Linked DNA regions of Homo sapiens: region 1 is linked to region 2. A link is a loop called in an ENCODE intact Hi-C map of the cell type or tissue named here. Cell type or tissue: dorsolateral prefrontal cortex. All regions are shown on one strand. Links, peaks and the distances in the headings refer to the core of each region. The heading gives the core; the rest is flanking DNA. Region 1 has its middle 29 kb from the start of PUM2. Region 2 has its middle 70 kb from the start of RHOB.

Region 1 (10,349 bases), core at 3,946-7,945, 140 kb after region 2:
AAGAGAAAAAAAAGACATCTCTGTTGCCCAATTCCACAGCAATATGGGAGGAATAACAGTTGGATGGATGCTTTGTACATCATAAGCAACTGCACATCAGGAACCCAGGAAATCTTTGCAACGGTTTTATCACCCCAGCTATCAGGAAACAAAGGTTACAGTGCACTCAACCTGTAATTAAAGTTGCATGAACCCTACCCTAAAGAAGACAGGTGGGGCAGGCCACATAAGCACTTTTTAGCAGCTCCATTAACATTTCCTTACCAGTACTGTTTCATAAAAACGACCATCTTTTCTGTAGCTCAGTGGCAGAAGTCATGCACAGTAGTTGGCCCAAACCAGAATTTTTTCTTTCTTTTACTTGTTAAATTTAAACATTTTAATGTTAAAAAAAAGAGAGAGAGAGATGGGGGTCTCGCTATGTTGCCCAGGCTGGTCTCAAACTCCTGAGCTCAAGCAGTCCTCCCACCTAAGCCTCCCAAAGTGCTAGGATTACAGGCGTGAGCCACCATGCCTGGACCAAAATTATTTCCAGTCATCAAACCAGTAGCCATTATTTTTCCAATTTTGTTTTTTGACCTCTGGTGCCCAATTCTGTGCATCTTTAGTAATTGTTCTAAGATCATCTTTTGGAAACTTTTCTAACTAGGCCATGAGATTTGATCAGAAGGATCTCTAAGAGGAACACTCTTTGTAGCATTATCAGCAAAGTGGTATTCCTCTAACCTCCATGAAGTCTAGTTTCAAATGTCCTGGAATCTTAATAATGGCCAGAGCAGCAGGTAGCTGCTTTGCATCTAATAAGTCTTTTACACGAGGTTCATTATTTATTTTGTCTCTATTAGAAGAAAGGAGGCCCTGAGCCTACACTGGCTCAGGAGGCTTTTCTGATTCAAAAATTTAAAAATTATTCTCACTCCCGTATGTTGGCCCTCTGTTAAAATAGAAACAGGGGCCAGGCATGGTGGCTCATGCTTGTAATCCCAGCACTTTGGGAGGCCGAGGCGAGCAGATTACATGAGGCCAGGAGTCTGAGACCAGCCTGGCCAACATCTCTACCAAAAATACAAAAATTAGCTGTGCCTAGTGGTGCACGCCTGTAATCCCAGCAACTTGGGTGGGTGAGGCACGAGAATCGCTTGAACCCAGGAGGCGGAGGTTGCAGTGAGCCGAGGTCACACCATTGTACTCCAGCCTGGATGACAGAGCGAGACCCTGTTTCAAACAAAACAAAACAAAACAAAAATACAAATGGGAATTGATTTATGTCCCACTCCTTAATACATGTAAACTTTGTGCAAAAATATCTTCTATGAAAAGATTTGTAATCTGTAGACTTAATATCTGGGAGATGTCCTTAGATGTAAAATCCCATCGTTTGGGTTGTGGGTTTTTTGTTTTCTCCAAATAAATCTGATCTTTAAAGTTAAAAAAAAAAAGCTTTTTAATTAAATTTTTTAAAAATGTTTAAAGAAAATGAGAAAATAAAATTAAAACAAGAAAACATCTCTGCTTCCACAATCTTTCAAAATCATGAGCAAGTTTGAATGCATATCTACTATCTGTATAAATGTTAGCGGTTTTTCTCTTGGCAAGGAAGCAGGCTCAAATGAGGGCAAATAGCTCTGTCTGCTGGACTGAAGTAGCTAAAGCAAAGAGGCTGCTTCCAGTCTCCAAGGAAGTGGTAATAACATAACCTGCTTATTGTTTACCAGTATCATCCTGTATGAGCCATCTATAAACCAGGACAGCTGTAAAATGTGGCTGATGATTCTCCCACAAAAGTATTCATGAGAATAATATGAAAATGCTTATGTCCCATTCTCCTACGGAGATGGATGAAGTTATGTTGACGTCGAAAACTCACGCTTCCTGCTCTTACTCACCTTGATCATACGTGACCTCCAGTCCCCTGCAAAGTCTTCTGAAGTGTTTCAGGGACTTCTCAGGAAATGTCTTACCTGTGCTGAAAGCCAGCCTGCCAGCCTCATTCTATGTATGGCATCTCCTCTGCTCTTTCTCCTGCCCCAATTCTCCCCATCTGTGCCCAATGCCAAGAGTCAGTAGCTTTTTCTGAAAATACCAGGTAGTCAATATTTTACTCTTTGCTGTGCACACAGTCCCTGTCACAGTGACTCAACTCTGTGAGAAAGCAGCCATCGACGATATGTCAACAAATGAGTGTGGCAAGTTTCTCAATAAAACTTTATTTATGAACAATGAGATTTCCATTTTAATTTCATATAATTTTTGTATGTCATAAAATATTATTCTTTTTTTGCTTTTTTTCCCCCAATCTTTTTGAAATGTAAAAAACGTTCTTAGCTCACAGGCCATAAAACAAAGACAGGGAGCAGGCCAGGTTTTCCCACTGGCTGCAGTTTGCCAACCACTGCCCTATACCCATGACACTGCAGCGGAGGCCCCTCACTCCTATGAAAACGCCAATGTATCCAAGGATGCTGCCTGCAGTGTTTCCAAAGCTTCCAGTCCTCAAAGTGCTGGGAGGTGCTGGGATCCATGCAGAAATGAAGGAAGTTTCCTTTTCCCAGCTTTGCAAAATACTTTGTCACCTCAACCTAGAAGCTTCAGTTGCCCATATGCCCAGAGATAATCAAAGTGCAACCATATAATGAGGTCATACCCAAAGCTGACTGAGTCCTCCTCTTATAACCTCACCCAGGGGTGGATCCAGGTTTTGTGGCGCTTGAAGCATGTAAAATTTGGAGGTCCTTTTTTAGGCTGGGCATGGTGGCTCACGCTTGTAATCCCAGCACTTTGGGAGGCAGAGGTGGGCGGATCACGAGGTCAGGAATTCAAAACCAGCCTGGCCAATATGGCGAAACCTGGTCTCCACTACAAATACAAAAATTAGCCGGGCATGGTGGCGCGTACCTGTAGTCCCAGCTACTCAGGAGGATGAGGCAGAAGAATCACTTGAATCCGGGGGGCGGAGGTTGCAGTGAGCTGAGATCGTGCCACTGCACTCCAGTCTGGGCGACAGAGCAAGCCCACATCTCAAAAAAAAAAAAAATTTGGAGGCCCTCTTTTAATACAAGATGGGTGTGATGGTGGCATCAGTGAAAATGGTGGAATAAGAAACTCCAAAAGCCTGTGCCTCCCTAAAATCAATGAAAAATACTGTAAGAATTAACTTTCTCAGGATTCTTTTTTTTTTTTTTTCTTTATAGAGACAGGCTGTCACTATGTTGCCCAAGCTAGTCTCAAACTCCTGGCGGCAAGTGACTCTTCCACCTCAGCTTTCCAAAGTGCTGGGATTACAGATGTGGGCCACCACACTCAGCCAACTTTTTCAGAATTCTGGAAACTAATCAAAAGCTTATAGTAATCAGGAGAGTGTCTAAGCTAGTAAAACAGTTGCATCCTGGTAAGAGCAGGGGGTCTCTGTGACATTTTAACTGACTCTGGTCTCATCCTCCTCTCCCCAGCTCAGCAGTAGCCTTGAAAATAACAGCCTGTATTCCCAGTATTACAAACTGTCCCAGAGGGAGCAGAATGGGAACACAAAGAATTGTAATTATTGGTTCTGTCCCTGGAAGACCAGCTCAAAAGGCCTGCCCTTAGCTCATCTAACTTGGAACTCAGCCAAGCTAACACAGCAGGCAGCAATTGCTAACAGTCAAGGCATACAATAGACTAACTAATGCACTTGGATGGAAAGCCTAGGGGAATGAGTTCCTTCGGGCAATAAGGACTTTGAAAACTTCTCATAGATTCCTGGAAATCTAGAAGGCCACACACCTAAAGTGGTACGCATGCTCAGAAAAGACCTGATAAGGCTCTAAAATTCCATGTCAGGGTGACCTTCCCCTCAGGCTCTGTTCAAGCAGGTGAGGGCTAAGGCACAATTGCAAACCACCTGGCTGAATGTTGAAGATCTGTCCCAACACCTACAAAAAGCCCATCTGCAAAGACTGGGAGATATTTTGGTATCAGGTGTTCAAGGAAAGCTCTTTCTAATCATTAGCTGACTACTATAAGTCATGGATAATGGAATATAATTGAGAGTATCGAGAAATAAACTCATATATTTATGATCTACTGATTTTCAAGAAGGGTATCAAGATAATTCAATGGAGAATTGTCTTTACAACAAATGATGTTGGGAGACTGGATAGCTACGTGAAAATAAATGAATTTGGACTCTAACAGCTTAGTCCCTGGGCTGCTGGGGGAGGGAGAGGGTAGAAGGGAGGCGTGGCTGCTGGGGCCCCCTCTAGACAAGCACTCTGGTCCCCAACCTGCTGTTCCAGGGGTTCCTTCCAAGCACACTCTTTCCCCAACAAGATCATTCCATTTTTGTCCCCGTCATTTGGGAAAATGTAGTTTCTCCTAGCTTAACCATGCCTTCAGCAACACAGAGCCATGCATGCTTCTCAGATGTAGCTCCTTGGATCTCTGGTCACAATGGGCCTTTTAGGAAGCACTGGGGCCTCACACACCCTGGCAAGAAGCCCAGGGAGAGGGTCCTGCATGAGGTGGAGTGGAGCAGCCCAGGGCCTTTGATACCCTGGACAATATTGGTGTCAAGAAATTCTTTCTGTATGAACAGACGCTTCTCAGAAAAAGACATTTATGCAGCCAATAAACATGAAAAAAAAGCTCAACATCACTGATCATTAAAGAAATGCAAATCAAAACCACAATGAGATACTATCTCACACCAGTCAGAATGGCAATTATTAAAGTCAAGAAACAGGCTGCGCACGATGGCTCATGCCTGTAATCCCAGCCCTTTGGGAGGCCGAGGGGGACAGATCACTAAGGTCAGAAGTTTGAGACCAGCCTGGCCAACATGGTGAAACCCCGTCTCTACTAAAACTTACAAAAATTAGCTGGACGAGGTGGCACACGCCTGTACTCCCAGCTACTTGGGAGGCTGAGGTGGAAGGATCGCTTGAACCCGGGAGGTGGAGGTTGCAGTGAGCTGAGATCGCGCCACTGCACTCCAGCCTTGGCAACACAGTAAGATTCTGTCTAAAAATAAAAAAAAAAAAAAGTCAAGAAACAACAGATGCTGGCGAGGATGTGGAGAAATAGGAATGCTTTTACACTGTTGGTGGGAATGCAAATTTGTTGAACCATTGTGGAAGACAGTGTGGCGATTCCTCAAGAATCTAGAACCAGAAATACCATTTGACCCAGCAATCCCATTACTGGATATATACTCAAAGGAATATAAATCATTCTATTATAAAATGCATGCACACGTATGTTTATTGCAGCACTATTCACAATAGCAAAGACACGGAATCAACCCAAATGCCCATCAATGGTAGACTGGATAAAGAAAATGTGGCACATATACACCATGGAATACTATGCAGCCATATAAAGAAATGAGATTATGTCCCTGAGAGAGACATGGATGGAACTGGAAGCCATTATCTTCAGCAAACCAGCACAGGAACAGAAAACCAAACACTGCATGTTCTAACTTATAAGTGGGAGCTGAACAATGAGAACACATGGACACAGGGAGGGGAGCAAAACACACTAGGGCCTATTGTGGGGTGGGCAGGGGGAGGGAGAGCATCCGGATAAATAGCTAATGCGTGCGTGGCTTAATACCTCGGTGATGGGTTGATAGGTGCAGCAAACCACCATGGCACACGTTTACCTATGTAACAAAACTGCACATCCTGCACATGTACCTGGAACTTAAAATTTTAAAAAAAGAAAAAAGAAATCCTTTTAAGAACACTCTGGGACACAAATGATGGGAACAAGACCAAGTCCTGATTTCTGAAAGCTCCGTGGCCCTACAGCCCCAGGAGCAAGAAGGAGAAAGTGATTGTCAACTCAGAGACCTCGAGTAGGTGCCAGGCCTCTCCCATCTGTCAAGGCAGGAACAGCTGGCCACAGCCTCCAAGCTTCAGCAAAGCCAGGCAAAGAAGCAGCCGTTCCTGCCCTATCTACTGAACCCAGTATTTCCCACCCACGAGAGCCCTATAAGGACAGGACAGAGTCCTGGGAGAGGAGCTGCCTCACGGCCCAAGAGCAATCTTGGCACCGCTCCCTACGGGAGCACCAGGCCCAGGCAAAGGCTGGGAGGGTGGACGCCCAGGCCTGGACTGGGGGCTGCCGCCCTCTAGTGGGCCCAGAGGGACAGAGGGAGAGAGAAGAACTGGACAGAGAGAAAGAGGAGAAAGAGGAGAAAGACAGAGAGAGAGAGAGAGAGAGGGCGTCAAGGCAAAGGGGAAACAGAAGGACATGGACAGGCGAGAAGTAGGGAGAAGCAGTCTCATTCCCGGGCAATTCAGCTTCCCACTGGGCAGTGCATATTTCACCTGATTTGTACATTGGTCCCTGAGAGCTCTGTGAGGGCGAGTGTGGCCAGGGCTCTCATTCATCACCAATAGCTCTGACGGAGTTGGGAATTCCTGAGCCACTGTTCTTTGCTGATCTTATCCGGCTGCCTCCTCCTGTGAGATTGCACCGAGGACCCGCTGCCAGATGGGTCAACTTAGGTGTCATCTCCTTCTGACTCCAACTGTCCCATCCATTCCTCTGATTTCCACCCAATCCTTATATTTTTGCTAAATCTGTAGTTCTATTCTTGACCTCCCTCCAGAGCTTCAGACCTGTACACCAAGTTATCCACTGAACACCCCTCGTGCACGCCCCTGAAACACCTCACACTCACTATGTGCAAAATGGAGCTCATCGCCTTCCCCAAACCCACTCCTCTTTGTGGCGTCTCTAATCTTCAGCAACCCTACCATGTTTACTTAACATGGTAAACACTGCGAGGGGCCACCAAGGCTCCCCTCAGGAATGAGGGGTTTATTCTCCCAACTGCTAGAAGCACTGCCGGCAGAAAACCAGGGGTTTCCTCAACTGCAGAGAGCCCCTCACCCAAGCTCATTCCTTTCCCAGAAAGGTCCACATCCTGTGACCCATCAATGTGAGAACACAAAGACCCAGACCCGTTGCCCCGGCTGGCACAACTCTGCAGGGTGGTCCCAGTTTTGCAGCTCCCGGGAGGGTCAGAGGGCTCTCTGTTGAAGCTGTACTGCAGCTCACTTTCTCCATCTGCCCAATCCTGCTTCCTCCCCTTCCCTTCCGTAGGCATTGAGCCCAAAAGAACAGCCGAATCAACCTTTGGATGTCTGTCTGAGACTTTTTTCCCAGGAGTGCATTCTGCATGGCGCCAATCAGAATCCCAAAAGAAAAAATCCCAAACACCATAATCGCAAATGGTGAAATCCTGAAAGATCTAAAATCCCTACCATCTAAAATCCTAAATATCACAACCCCAAAAGACTAAAATCCTGAAAGCTGAATTCTGAGAAAGGAATTCGAACATTTTCAGTTGTAGGCAGGACAGTTGTATCATGTCAGTTGCACCACATTAAGCAGAACTATTACTTCATTATTGTTTTTATTTGCATTTGGTGGAAAATTCAGATGAGTGGATTGGCCACTTATCTGAACGACAACAAAAATTACAGTTTAAAAATGCGTCATTTTCTGCATTGGTGAATATTCCATCTGGCTGATGAAATTCCAGGAGCTTTTAATAAATATAAAGCTTCATTTGCCTGAAGAAGCCAGCAAAGTTATTGACTGGTTTGAAAATAATTATGTTCATGGTAGAATAAGAAGACATGGTGTTGCTGTCCTATCGCCAGTATTGCTTCCACCAAATTCATGATCTGTATATGAGGGCATGTGAAATGGATTTCTGAGTCCCCAAAACAACATAGAAACATGGCACAGCAGATGGGAAAATGTAGGCCGGTTGCGGTGGCTCACACTTTTGGGTACTTTGGGAGGCCAAGATGGGTGGATCACCTGAGGTCAGGTGTTTGAGACCAGCCTGGCCAACATGGTGAAACGCCTTCTTTACTAAAAATACAAAAATTAGTCAGGTGTGGTGGCACATGCCTGTAATCCCAGCTACTCGGGAGGCTGAGGCATGAGAATCACTTGAACCTCAGAGGGGGAACTTGCAGTGAGCTGAGATCACGCCACTGCACTCCAGCTTGGGCGACAGAGAAAACTCCGTCTCAAAAAAAAAAAAAAAAAAAAAAGATGGGAAAATGTAACAGGGAATACTGAATCATGGAAGAATTTCTTTTCTTTCTTTCTTTTTTTTTTCTGAGACGAAGTCTGGCTTTATCACTCAGGCTGGAGTGGAGTGGCCTGATATCTTGGCTCACCGCTACCTCTGCCTCCCAGGCTCAAGCCAGCCTCCCACCTAAGCCTCCCACGTAGCTGGGACTACAAGCACGCACCACTATGCCCACCTAACTTTTTGTTGGTGATGGTGGTGGTAGAGATGGGGTTTCACCATATTTGGGACGTCTCAGCCTCCCAAAGTGCTGGGATTACAGGTGTGAGCCACTGTGCCTGGCCAAGAATTTCAAAAAGAGCAACACCACATTGAAAATGAATGTGAACATATTTGCTAAGAAGAGCCATGCCCTAAAAGAAAAAAAGCAACTATTCATCTCAATGCAGGACTTCAAAATGTAATAATGATCATCAAAGTTGGTTAGCTCTTACGGTCTACCTATGTGCAATTACCCACAATCTATCCCTGTAATACACTTTTTCATATGTCAATTTTTCTGTTTTTATTTTTTTAGTTTTTCCCACTATTTTAAATTGTCAGCATTACTTTCAACAACTCACTATGCTATGGATTTCTTTTTTTTTTTAAGAGATGGGTCTCTCTATGTTGCCCAGGCTGAAGTGCATTGACTACGCACAGGCATGATCATAGCACAGTACAACCTCAAACTCTTGGGCTTAAGCAATTCTGCCTCAGCCTACCGAGTTGCTGGGACTATGGGTGTGTGCCACCATGCTCAGCTATGCAATGGATGTCATCGTCGCATCATTTCCAATAGGGGAGGTATAAATTTTATAAAGACTTTTATATTTTACCCAAATTTGCTTCCACAAAATTACATTACCTCAATGTTGCCTTTGTGTGTAAGCAATGCGCATGTATGTAAAAACGTTGAAACTTCCTCAGTAAATGAAGAGATGTCCGTTTTTGTTCACTGGCATTTGTGAAAGATAAAATTTTTTGAGCACACAGGGGTAACTCACTGCGGTTTTTTATCTTTGGTTGATCTCATCAAAAGACTTAGGTTGTCCATCACAGTATTTCAGATGACCACAGTTATAGAGCTGGGTGCATTGGACAGGAGAGTGTTTTGTATTTAAGTATTTTGAAAAATTAAATAAAGCTGGGTACACACAATTACCAACCATAGTGACATGTGTTTATATATTTCCCTTTTGGACCTATTTGTTTATGAATATGTTTCCTCTGCTCTTGACTGTTATACTCCTATGACTGTCTTTATTCTACCTGAGTCTTTATGGTTGCAAAATGATGTATGCTATTGCCTCTCATATTGTGTCAAGTCGCCTATGAAGTGTTATTGTGTTTTTATATGTTTCTCAAATAAATCCCCTTTTAAAATGTAAGTAAATGTCTTTAAAATAATTTCCAAAATTATTTTTTCCAGAATTATATTTTTGGGATTGTGATCTCTTGGGATTTCAACATTTGGGATTAAGGTGTGTGGGGCTCTGTTTTTCAGAATTATTATCCAAACTCCTATCCACAACACCTGATCGTGGGGCTTAAACGCTTAAAGTCCTCACCGACAGCTCCTCACCCACAACCAGGAAGGCTGGGCAATGCACCCTCCCTGCTTGTCTCAGACCCCTCACGTCCCTCATACCTATTGCCACTGCCCCAGGTCACCTAGAAAGCTACTCTCCTCCCTCCTTTTCTTAGCACAATGAGCCAGATTCATCTTCCAAAGCACCGCTGTCCTCTCCAAGCTGCAGTCTCTCGCTCTCTTGCCCTTAGAGTAAGTCCGAATGCCTCACCCGGGCCTCCATGATCCAGCCAAGCTGCCCTTGCAGCCTTTCCTCCCCGCACCCCACCGGCATCCCCTGGGCTGCCCAATCAGCCTCCACCAGATTCCCAGGCAGGGGAGCCACGGGGGAATGTCCAGTGTTGGAGCTGGAAGCCAGGGACGCTGACTTTAGAACTGGCTGGTTGCTGTGGAACCGTATGGAGTCTTCCCTGGGTTTGTCTCCCTGTTTGTGGCTTGCACTCCAGAGGCCCCTCTGGGCGATAATGAAGCACCAGGAGTGGCGCCAGGATCAATGGATCGCAGACAGAGATGGACTGCCTGGAGCAGGGTCACCAGGACCAAGGCAGTAACTCAGGTCTGTCAGCGACTTTGTCCACTTTGTTTGTCCCTCAGGCAATTCCTAGGGCCGCAGGAGGGCCCAGGACAAGCCGGGCGAGAGTGAGGATGAGGCCCGTCGCTTGCTCCTCGCTGCCAAATGAC
Region 2 (10,349 bases), core at 3,670-7,669:
GTGATCAGGCAGGCGGTGGGGTGATCAGGCATTGAGAAGCTCATAGGACAGGAGGGGAGTGCGCAGGGTCTGTCCCTTCCTCTCCCCAGGCAGAGTGGAACTAAGGCAGGAGGAGGTGCAGGGCAGGATGGGAACAGGGGCGGGGTGTAGGGTAGGGTGTGTTGGCTCAGCCAACACTGTTCACGTTTCACAGAACAGGGGCACACACACTGGGGCCCCTGAGTGGTTTGGGTGTAGTGGTACAGATATTCAGGGGCAATCATCATAGCCACAGAGCCAGGGCTCTTGAGAGCTGGATCAGCATCCAGGAATCCCAGTGTCTAGGAATCCAGCAACAGCCCAGGGCCAGATAATAAAGAGTGCTGAGTTCCAGGCTGAGTTTGGGCTCGATTTGGGAGGCTGTGAGGAGCCTTGCTCTGTTTCTGAGGAAAGGAGTGACTCGATCCGATTCCTGAATAGCTTGGGAGAACTGGGGCTCCCACCTATGCTGTTCCCCATGCCCTCCCCTCAGATGGCTGTCCCCTGCTCGTTCCTTTGTCAATGAGATGGGGGCTTAAACCAGAAGTGACCTTGAGTCCTGCACAGCACAAGCCATGGCAGACTAGCTTCCAGGAGGAGAGAGCCTGTGGCCCAGGCTGCGGCAAGCCCTCCCCGACCCGCAGTCTGCAGGACTTGCTCCATCCTAGCAGAGAGTGACTTTCTCAGGGAGGTGGCTCAAGGCCACTTGGACATACTAACCAGGGCCGGTGTCAAATGGGTAGAGACGAGCCTGGAAGGAGCTAAGAGAACTGATGAACTTTTCCACTGCCGTTTGCTCCAGCAAGCAGGTGGAACTGAGGCTGGTGGAGATGCAGGGCAGGGGGTGCAGGGACCATTTGATAGCAATAAAACGCACTTAAATACATTGCACGGTGTGTTAGTAGCCTGTGGCTGCTGTGACAGATAACCACAAACCGAGTGGCTTAAAACAACAGAAATTTATTCTCACAACTCTGGAGGCCAGAAGTCCAAAATCAAGGTGCTGGGAGCACCTTACTCCCACAGAGCTCCAGGGAAGAATCCTTCCTTGACTCTTCCAGCATCTGGTGGCTTCAGGAGGTCTTTGGCTCATGACTGCAGACCTCTAATCTTACCTCTGTCTTCACATAACCGTCTCTTCTCTGTGTCTTTTTTTTCTTCTGTCTAAGGACACTTGTCTTTAGATTTAGGGCCCATCTGGATATTCCTAGATGACGTCATCTCAAGATCCATGACTTAATTACATCTGCAAAGACTCTTTTTCTTTTTTATTTGAGACAGGGTCTCGCTCTGTTGCCCAGGCTAGAGTCCAGTGGTGCAATCTCGGCCCACTGCAACCTCCATCTCCCAGGCTCAAGAGATCCTCTCACCTCAGCCTCTTGAGAAGCTGGGGCCACAGGTGTATGCCACCACTCCAGGCTATTTAGAGATGGGGTCTCAGCATGTTGGCCAGGCTGGTCTTGAACTCCTGAGCTCAAGCAGTCTGCTCACTTCGGCCTCCCAAAGTGCTGGGATTATAGGTCTGAGCCACTGTGTCAGGCCTAAAGATCGTTTTTCTAAATAAGATCGTATTCACAGGTTCTGGGGCTTAGGAAAGGGACATATCTTTTTGGGGACCACCATGCAACCCACCACATACATAGGCTTTGGAATCAGCGAGAGTCAGGCTGAAAACCTGTCTTAACTACTTACTTGTTGGTCTTGGGCAAGTTTAATAATCTCCCTGAACCTCCTTTCTTTGTGCTTAAAATAGGAGTAATGATATCTATTCATACAGTTGCTATGAGAATCAAATGAGAGATGGCTGCTTGGCATACAGTGCACACTCAGTGAATGGTATCGATGACAATGATGACAATGACAATGATGATGACAAATTGACTCAGAGAAGTGAAGAGATTTGCACAAGGTGGCACAGCTTTAAGTGGCAGAGCCAGAGTTGGAACTCAGATCTACCTCCCACCAAGGCCATCCTCTTCCCATATGACCTGTCTCCTTGCTATCTCTGTGGTAGTTGCAGCCTTGCTATGTTGGCTTGTTCCTCAACGGCATCTTATGCTGGTCTGACGTATCCCAGAGACTGTGGAGTGAACCACATCTTCCAGTGGAGTGAATAGTTGACTTTTGTCCCCAAACAGTGATATCAGGATCAGAACTTGGCCTCGAGTTGTTCCACGGGCAAGAGGGGACATCAGGCTCTGGCCTCCCCTTGGGTAGGAAGCTACTGGTCACAGCATCACTGTTAGGGGGTCACTGACCATTTGCCACGTGGCGGGCATGAGATGCGCTCTTTCCAAGTGCTATCCCACCAAGCCTGCCCCATCCCTGTGGGAGAGGGACAGCATCCCATGTGGGGTTTAACGCAAGGAAACGAGGCTTTCTCTGCATTCAGGGCAGCAGCCTCATCTTGGATTATACGGTGCCACTGGCCCACCGTGAAAGAACTGGTGTCTGCAAAATAACGGCAGGATTAATTCCTCCATCTCTGAATCCTTTCAAAACCCGATCCGCCCTTCCCCTAAAAAAGATCCAACTGACTTTGATCTTGAAAGCCCCTGCCATTCCGATTTCCTGTGCTATCTGCATGGCTTTAACCAGAGGGCATTGTTGCTAGTGCAGTTGCTACTTACAGTGTTGCTGGGCTTGTTCTGAACCCTGGGGAAGAGAGGACATGGGCTTGGGCTTCCATCTTTGGTGGGATAATGGCCTAATACATTCCGAGTCCCGGTGGAGGCTGCTGCTGATCCCTGGGGAGGGGTCTGGTCCTGGCTTCTCCAGGACTGTGCCTGAGGTGCCAAGGCAGAGACAGGCCTTGACTGGGGCCTGGCTGGATCCTGAGGAAGCTCATTAAGGAACAAATTTATTACCTAAAAAGAAAATTGGTGGAAGGGGTAAGAAGTGGAAAGGACAATAATGTTTCCCTTCTAGTGAAACATGGAACAGTCCTGGCAGCAGGAAATGGGAAAAAAGCAAAGCTGAATGAGTGGGCATCATAGCAGGAAGCGGGATGAGGAGGGAGGCAGAAAGGCTTCCTGCCAAGGTGACTTCCAGGTACAAAGCCCTCCAGCCACAGGAGGTGCAGAGCTGTGTCCTCTCCTCCAGGGGGTTCTCAGAGACACAAGGCTTAGGTGGAGGGAGCAGGAGCCCGCCCTATCTGTCAATCAGCAAACTTTCACCAGATGCCCTGTTTGTGGCCAGCACTGCGCTACCCCAGGAGACAGGAATTGTCAACCCCCAGGCCCCACCATCTAATATCCAGGGCCACTTTTCTTTGTCCATTCTCCTCTTCCTCACTTTCCATCCTGGCCAAGTCCAAACTCAGCCCAACTCAATGGCCAACCTGACAATGGTTCAAGAATGGGGACAGCTCCTTCTCCCTGGGCCTGCCCACATCTGAGACCATTCTTGAGCCCCTCTTTACTGAGATGGTATACTTGGCTGCAGCAGTCAACAAAGGGGGTTCAGGCAGGGCTCCCTCTCTGTGGCAGTTGCTTAATTGGCCCATCACACCAGGCTCTTCCATGGGCACAGGCCAGGATAGGGGTTCTCCTGCCATGGGGATCAGTGAGGATAAGGCATCTGTCTTAGTCTGTTTTTACTGCTTTAACAAAACACCTTAGGCTGAGTAATGTGTAAAGAACAGAAATTTATTTCTTATAGTTGTGGAGGCTGGGAAGTCCAAGATCAAGGCACCAACAGAGAGGTGAGGAAGCTCTCTGTTTTCAAGATGGTGCCTAGTTGCTGTGTCCTCACATGGAAGGAAGATGGTGGAAGAGACTCCCTTCAACCTCAAGTCCTTTTACAAGGGTGTTAATGCCATTCATGAAGGCACAGCCCTCATGATTTAATTACCTCCTAGAGGCCACAAACCTTAATACTGTTGCATCAGGGATTAAGTGCCAATATCAATTTTGGAGGAGAGACCATTACTCAAATCATAGCAGCATCGTTTGCCATTGGATACTCATTGTCCCCCTTATGATCTGAGAAACATTTTAGTCTTTGGAGAAAGGGGACCATTGTTAATGGTGCTCCAAGGCAGAAGACCTAAGATTCCTTGTAAAATGTTGATCTCAGAAGTTCATTTCACTCTTAAATCATTTCAAAAACTCCCATTCTTCCCAGGATAGCCTGGTCTTCTCAGTGTAGCTTACAAGCCCCAGCACAATCCACCCTTTGCCACTCCAACAGAACCCTGCCACTCCACGTGCTCCCTGTCCCCGCTGCAAGCTTGAATCAATTGCTGAATTCTGAGTAGGCCATGCTTGTTGGTTCTAATGCACCTTTGCACAAGCTGTTCCCATCCCCACAACACTCACATCCTTGTCTGTCTAAAAAACTTTTTTTCATCTTCAAACACTCAACTCAAACTTTAGCTCTTCAATAATGTAGTAGAGGATGCTCATGGATGGAGGCCTAGAATGGAGTGTCCCTTTGGAGCTTTGTATCTCGACTTCTGTAAAATTATTAGAGGTAATCAGGGAAATAAATAGGCCAGGCACGGTGGCTTACGCCTGTAATCCCAACACTTTGGGAGGCCGAGGTGGGTGGATCGCCTGAGGTCAGCAGTTCGAGACCAGCCTAGCCAACATGGTGAAACCCTGCCTCTACTAAAAATGCAAAAAAAAAAAAATTAGCTGGGCGTCATGGGGCATGCCTGTAGTCCCAGCTACTCCAGAGACTGAGGCAGGAGGACCGCTTGAACCTAGGAGGCGGAGGTTGCAGTGAGCCTAGATTACACCACTGCACTCCAGCCTGGGTGACAGAGTGAGACTTCGTCTCAAAAAAATAAAAATAAAGAAATACATAATAAATGAACCTAAGTGTGTTTAATTGTCCAAGTCCAAGGTAAGTGCTCCAAATGTACACATACTTAAAGTATAAGTGTATTAAACTGTTAAAGGGGTGGCATGCAGAGCACAGATGTTTGAGTCTCTCCATCCAAAAAACAAAAGAACAAAAAGTAACAATTATTAAGGCATTTAAATAAAGTACCCCATAAGCAGGTGCCTAGGCTGTCCACTGATTGACCCCCATATGGGGGTGAGGAGGAGAGACCCAAATGTTTCTGGGGTGCTGGGACCATTCTAAAATCCACTGACCAGGATGCTCTAGGAAAATGAGTGGCGTCCACAGTCCCCTGCTTGATGTTTGGCTTTACTGGGTGGGGTGAGGGCCTAGAAGCTGGTGGGAATGGGGGTGTTAACAGTGAAGGCCTTTCCTGAAGAAGGCAGAGGGTCTCTCTAGCTTCTTTCCCTCCAAACAGCACTCCCCACCCTCCCGCCCTGCCCTGCCCTGGTGTTCCTGCCAGGCCCGCAATGAGAGCTGCTCATTGGCCTCCTTCTCTGGCTCTGCACTGAGCCAAGAAGGATCGGTCAGGCTTGCAGCTGAAGGGGAAACAAAAGCTGTTTTCATGAAAGACGGTATTGATTCTGTTTTTAAAAAGGACGAAACCCCACTTCTGAAATGAGTCACTGTGGGAAGGATTTGAAATGTGACATTTTTCTTTTCATCTCTTCCTTTCCTTCTGAAATTTCAAAGTTGAGCCTGGTAATGGAAGTAGGTAAAGATTTAACCAAGTAAGCCTTTAGGACATTCCTTCCCGCTCCCCCGCCCTTTATTTATTAACTCTCAAGAACCATGTGGCACAAACAAAAGTGCTTGAGGTCTGAGTGCCAAAAGACCTGGATTGAGGTCCCAGGTTCACACGACCTGGAGGCTTTCTTCCTCCATGGGGCACCTGCAGTATCTCTGGGGGTGCCCAGCCCTTCTGGGGTCTCCAGCAAGCACCCTGATTCTGACCCATGCAGGGGACAGGCAGTGAGCAGGATGACAGGCTTGCCTGGCTGAGGAAGCCAGCCCATGGCACCTGCTCATGCCAGGAGGCACATCTAAGATGCCCCGCAGCTCCACAGACCACTTCAGCCAGCTGGGGATGCGGAGGAGAACAGAGTGGCCTCCTCCCCCGAGCTGTGTTTGTGGGGCTGTTTGATGTTTCCCTAAATAGGTATCAGATTGAACATTTTGAAAGATCCCACCTTATGTAAGTGTTACCCTCTAAAATAGAAACTCTACTTCATATTATTTTCAGCTTTCTATGAAATGAGCCTCAGATCCCTCCAAGAGCCCTTTGTCTAAGGAAGAGGGGGCTGGGGGTGGGAAGGCAGAGATCCAGGGAGATTGAGGTTGTTTGCCTGTTTTTAGAATCACAGACTCCCCAGGTTGGAAGGACCCACACAGTCATTTCCGACAGTCCTCTGGCTCCAGGAAGGACCATCCTTGAAACTGAGTAGGAGAAGGGCCTGCTCCCACTCTAATAAGTTAGAGTTAGGTTCCTGTGGCCTACGGGTGTATTGGCCTCTTTGTACACAACCAGCAGGATTCTCGCTGCTATGGGCTGAGGGTGCACAGACTCTGCTCTCACCATCTTCATCTGCACTGGGCTCGAGCTATCTAACCTCACCACTGCCACCTCTTCATCCCTCTGCAGGGATGTGCTGGCACTTCCCTCTGCCCTGCTCCCACACTGTAAACCCACAGTGCCAGGTAGATGGCAGGTGCTTAATCAATACTTGCTGGGCTGAATCAGTCCATGCACTGACTAGCCTGCCCAGTTTCAAAGCCTCTCCGTGGCACTTCCCAGTGTGCCCGCCACCTCTGAACCCCCCGTGCCTGGTTAGCACTTCTAACTGCTTCTAAGCTTTGTCCCACCATCAAGCTTCCAAGAGCTTTGCCATCAGCTGAGCAAAGAAGAAGCTCCAGAGCCGCCTAAAACCCAGTCAATTTCAAACAGGAAAGGCCTCCATCTGGTGCCACTCTTGGAAGACACGTGACTTCTTACCTTTCTTGCCTGGCTCCAGGCAGAGGATACTTGGGGACACCTTCACACACTACCTCTCCCGCCCAACCCTGCTCATGTCCACTCCCAACAGGTGGCTGGGTGTGTGCGCATCTGAGACACTCACCTGCTCTTTTCCTCTCTGACTGTCGGGTGACCCCTTAACCTTGCCATCACAGGGTGTCCAACCCGGGGGGATTCTGGCTGCTGTGCTCTCATGCTGCTGTTAGGATTCACTGCAGGGCATGTGAGTCACATGACCAGGGAGGGGAACAGCAGAAAGGAGTCTGCTATGGTTTGGCTGTGTCCCCACCCAAATCTCATCTTGAATTGTAGCTTCCATAGTCCCTACGTGTTGTGGAAGGCACCCGGTGAGAGAGAGCTGAAAACATGCAGTTTCCCCCGTACTGTTCTCATGGTAGTGAATAAGTCTCTCAAGATCTGATGGTTTTATAAGGAGTTTCCCCTTTCACTTGGCTCTCATTCTCTTCTCTTGTCTGCCGCCATGTAAGACATGCCTTTCGCCTTCTGCCATGATTGTGAGACCTCCCCAGCCACGTACACCTGTGAGTCCATTAAACCTCTTTTTGTTTATAAATTACCCAGTCTTGGGCTTTATCAGTAGTGTGAAAACTGACTAATACAGAGCCCTTACCTCACACTCAGTCAGGGCACGGCCCCAGCGCCTGCCTTCCCTGACTATGCGTCACTGCAGGGAAACATGCATTCCAGAGGGCTCAACAGGAAACCAGAGGGATGAAGTCAGAAGCGGGAGGGGCTTCCAATTTGACTCCCAGTCCTAGCCCCTGCCTGGCTGAGATACCCTGAAAAAAACAGCAGCACTCCCCTGCCTCAGTTTCTCTGTCTGCAACAGGGGAGCACAGAGAATTTTTCAGATGGCTGAAGTGTGGCTGACTCATGCTGTCTTCTGTCCCCAGACTGACCCCAATTGGGCCATCATCTATGCGGAGGTCTGTGTAATGAGTTTTTTTTCCTCCTAATAGGAATGCTCCCCCAACAGGACTATCTGTGCCCTTGAACTGCTCTTCTTGAGTCCTTTGTGGCAGTGCCATGTGATAGGTGTAGACCATCTTTCCCCCTGGAGCATGTGCTCTGTGAGGCCCCCAGTGTGTTCATGGCTCTGTTTACAGGACCTAGAAGAATGCCTCATGCACACTGGGTGCTCGATATATATTTGCTAATGGAATAGGTGGTGCTTCCTGATGGAGCAGTCACCGTCCTTGGGTTGGCTGGGGGCTGTCCTGATTACCCACCTCAAGCTTGACTATAGAGAAAACCAAACCAGCCCCAGGGAACTCAGACCTGAAGGGGCTTCCAGTGGTGGGGCCAGACGGCTACATGGAGAGCTAGAAAACAGGTGTCAGAGAGAAGTACCTCAGCAGGAGCACACAGCTCTCAGGAAACACGAAGCAAGGTGTCAGGGAGGAGGTGGAAAGGGACTGGATGCAGAGGAAGGGCAGGCTGTGTTCAGGCGACGCGTTTGTGGGTGGCATCCAGGTGCCAGGCTGCCTGTGTCCTGTGGCTGCCACAACAAACCACCACAAACTTGGTGGCTTGCAGCAACAGAAAGGTGCCGCCTCACAGTCAGAAGTCCAAAGGCAATGTGTCATCCAGGCCAGTCCTTTCTGGAGGGTCTGGGGGAGCACCCGCTTCATGTCCCTCTCCTTGCTTCTGGAGCTTTCTGGCAGCCCTTGGTGTCCTTGGCTTGAGGGCATCACCCCAGCCTCGGCCTCTGTTTTCACATGGCCTTCTCCCTGTGCATCTCTGGGTCCCTGTGTCTTTACATGGCTGTCTTATAGGTCATTCGTCATTAAATTTAGGGCCCACCCCAACTGGTACAACCTCATTTTAACTTGATTATATCTGCAAAAACTCTATTTGCAAATAAAGTCACTGTCACAGGTACCAGGGATTAGGATCCCAACAGGTCTTTTGAGGGGAACACAGTTCAAGCCACAACACAGTCACAGCAGGTAGAAGGGATGGTATGGGCAAAGGGTCCTGAGGCTGGCAATGTCCCCAGGCGTTGGAGAGCATGAAAAGTCTGCTGTGGCTGGGGCACAGGGAACTGGGAGACAACAATGAGGACGGACGGATAAATGGGGGAGATTATAGAGAACCTTGAGTTCTCAGCTAACGGGTCTGAACTTTTTCAGCAGGTAAGTGGGAGCCACAAAAAGGTTTTTTTTGTTGTTGTTTGTTTGTTTTGAGATGGAGTCTTGCTCTGTCACCCAGACTGGAGTGCAGTGGAGCGATCTCAGCTCACTGCAACCTCCACCTCCCGGGTTTAAGCAATTCTCCTGCCTTAGCCTCCTCAGTAGCTGGGATTACAGGCACCCGCCAATATGCCAGGCTAATTTTTGTATTTTTAGTAGAGACAGGGTTTCACCATGTTGGTCAGGCTGGTCTTGAACTCCTGACCTCAAGTGATCCACCCGCCTCGGTCTCCCAAAGTGCTGGGATTATAGGCGTGAGCCACTGTGCCCAGCCCACAAAAGGGTTTTGAGTGAGGGTTGGTGAGATGTGTGGAAGAAAGATCACTCCAAGGCAGGCAATGAGGAATGCAGAGTGGAGGGGGCCGCGTGACCCTGGGAGACCCACTGGGAAGCTGTCGAGGCAGCACAGATAGCAGGGTGGGAGTGGTGGGGAGGGAAGGAGGCCAAGTGCAGGAGAAACAGAAACCAACATAGTGTTGTTTGGGGAAACGGGGAGGAAATTGTGTGAAGAAAAAAAGACCCTCAATAGGATGGGATGATGCTTAATCTGATAAAACGGTGGCATTTACATTTCAGATCTTTCTTTTTTTTTTTTTTTTTTTTTTTTTGAGGTGGAGTCGCCCTCTGTCACCCAGGCTGGAGTGCAGTGGTGCAATCTCGGCTCACTGCAACCTCCACGTGCTGGGTTCAAGGGATTCTTGTGCCTCACCCTCCCGAGTAGCTGGGATTACAGGTGCGCACCACCACACCCAGCTAATTTTTGCACTTTTAGTAGAGACAGGGTCTCACCATGTTGGTCAGGCTGGTCTCAAACTCCTGCCCTCAGGTGATCCGCCCGCCTCAGCCTCCAAACGTGCTGGGATTACAGGCGTGAGCCACCGCGCCCAGCCACATTTCAGATCTTGATTCCATGTTTGTTCAGCTCTGAGGCTTATGCCTTTGGGAAGGTCCAGGCAGAGCATGCAGCCCAGGTCACCCTCGGGACATGATGGCTTTCAGCGTGGCTCCTGGTGGCTGTGGTAGAAGAACGGGAGCCCTGAGGGGATAGAGCTGCAAATCTCTAATGGCAGCTCCCGCCATGGCGGAGTTGGGGTGGTGAGGGGGGCCGTAGGGCCCAGAAGCCCCACTTTGGGGTAGCAGTCTCTGGGTTGAGTAGTCAAGGCCTGATGATCCAGGGGACCCTGTCAGCTTTGGGGGCTCAGTGAGAGGCCGGCTCTGACCACTCGGGGTGGAGGGGAGAGGCCATTCCTGGGTAG

What was found. Peaks named below come from ENCODE experiments on the same cell type or tissue, not always from the same donor. Only the 100,000 strongest peaks of a DNase experiment are listed, where the experiment ranks them.
Region 1: a loop joins it to region 2, with 2.1 times the contacts of the local background. A loop is called at or near these places in 1 of 110 quality-filtered maps.

Annotation. Positions count from the first base shown.
Region 1 is chr2:20,374,968-20,385,316 of GRCh38, reverse strand. No RefSeq gene overlaps it. Among named protein-coding and RNA genes, the nearest start is that of PUM2, 29 kb to the right of the region's middle. RefSeq lists an enhancer at 3,201-4,032. In dorsolateral prefrontal cortex, for the core only: CTCF peaks have their summits at 5,891 and 6,092 (motif pointing left); a DNase peak (open chromatin) is centred at 6,066; H3K27ac peaks cover 1,163 bases.
Region 2 is chr2:20,512,271-20,522,619 of GRCh38, reverse strand. No RefSeq gene overlaps it. Among named protein-coding and RNA genes, the nearest start is that of RHOB, 70 kb to the right of the region's middle. RefSeq lists silencers at 5,138-5,237, 5,248-5,297, 5,328-5,377. In dorsolateral prefrontal cortex, for the core only: no CTCF peak of the experiment used is centred there; DNase peaks (open chromatin) are centred at 5,359 and 5,913; H3K4me3 peaks cover 691 bases; H3K27ac peaks cover 2,493 bases.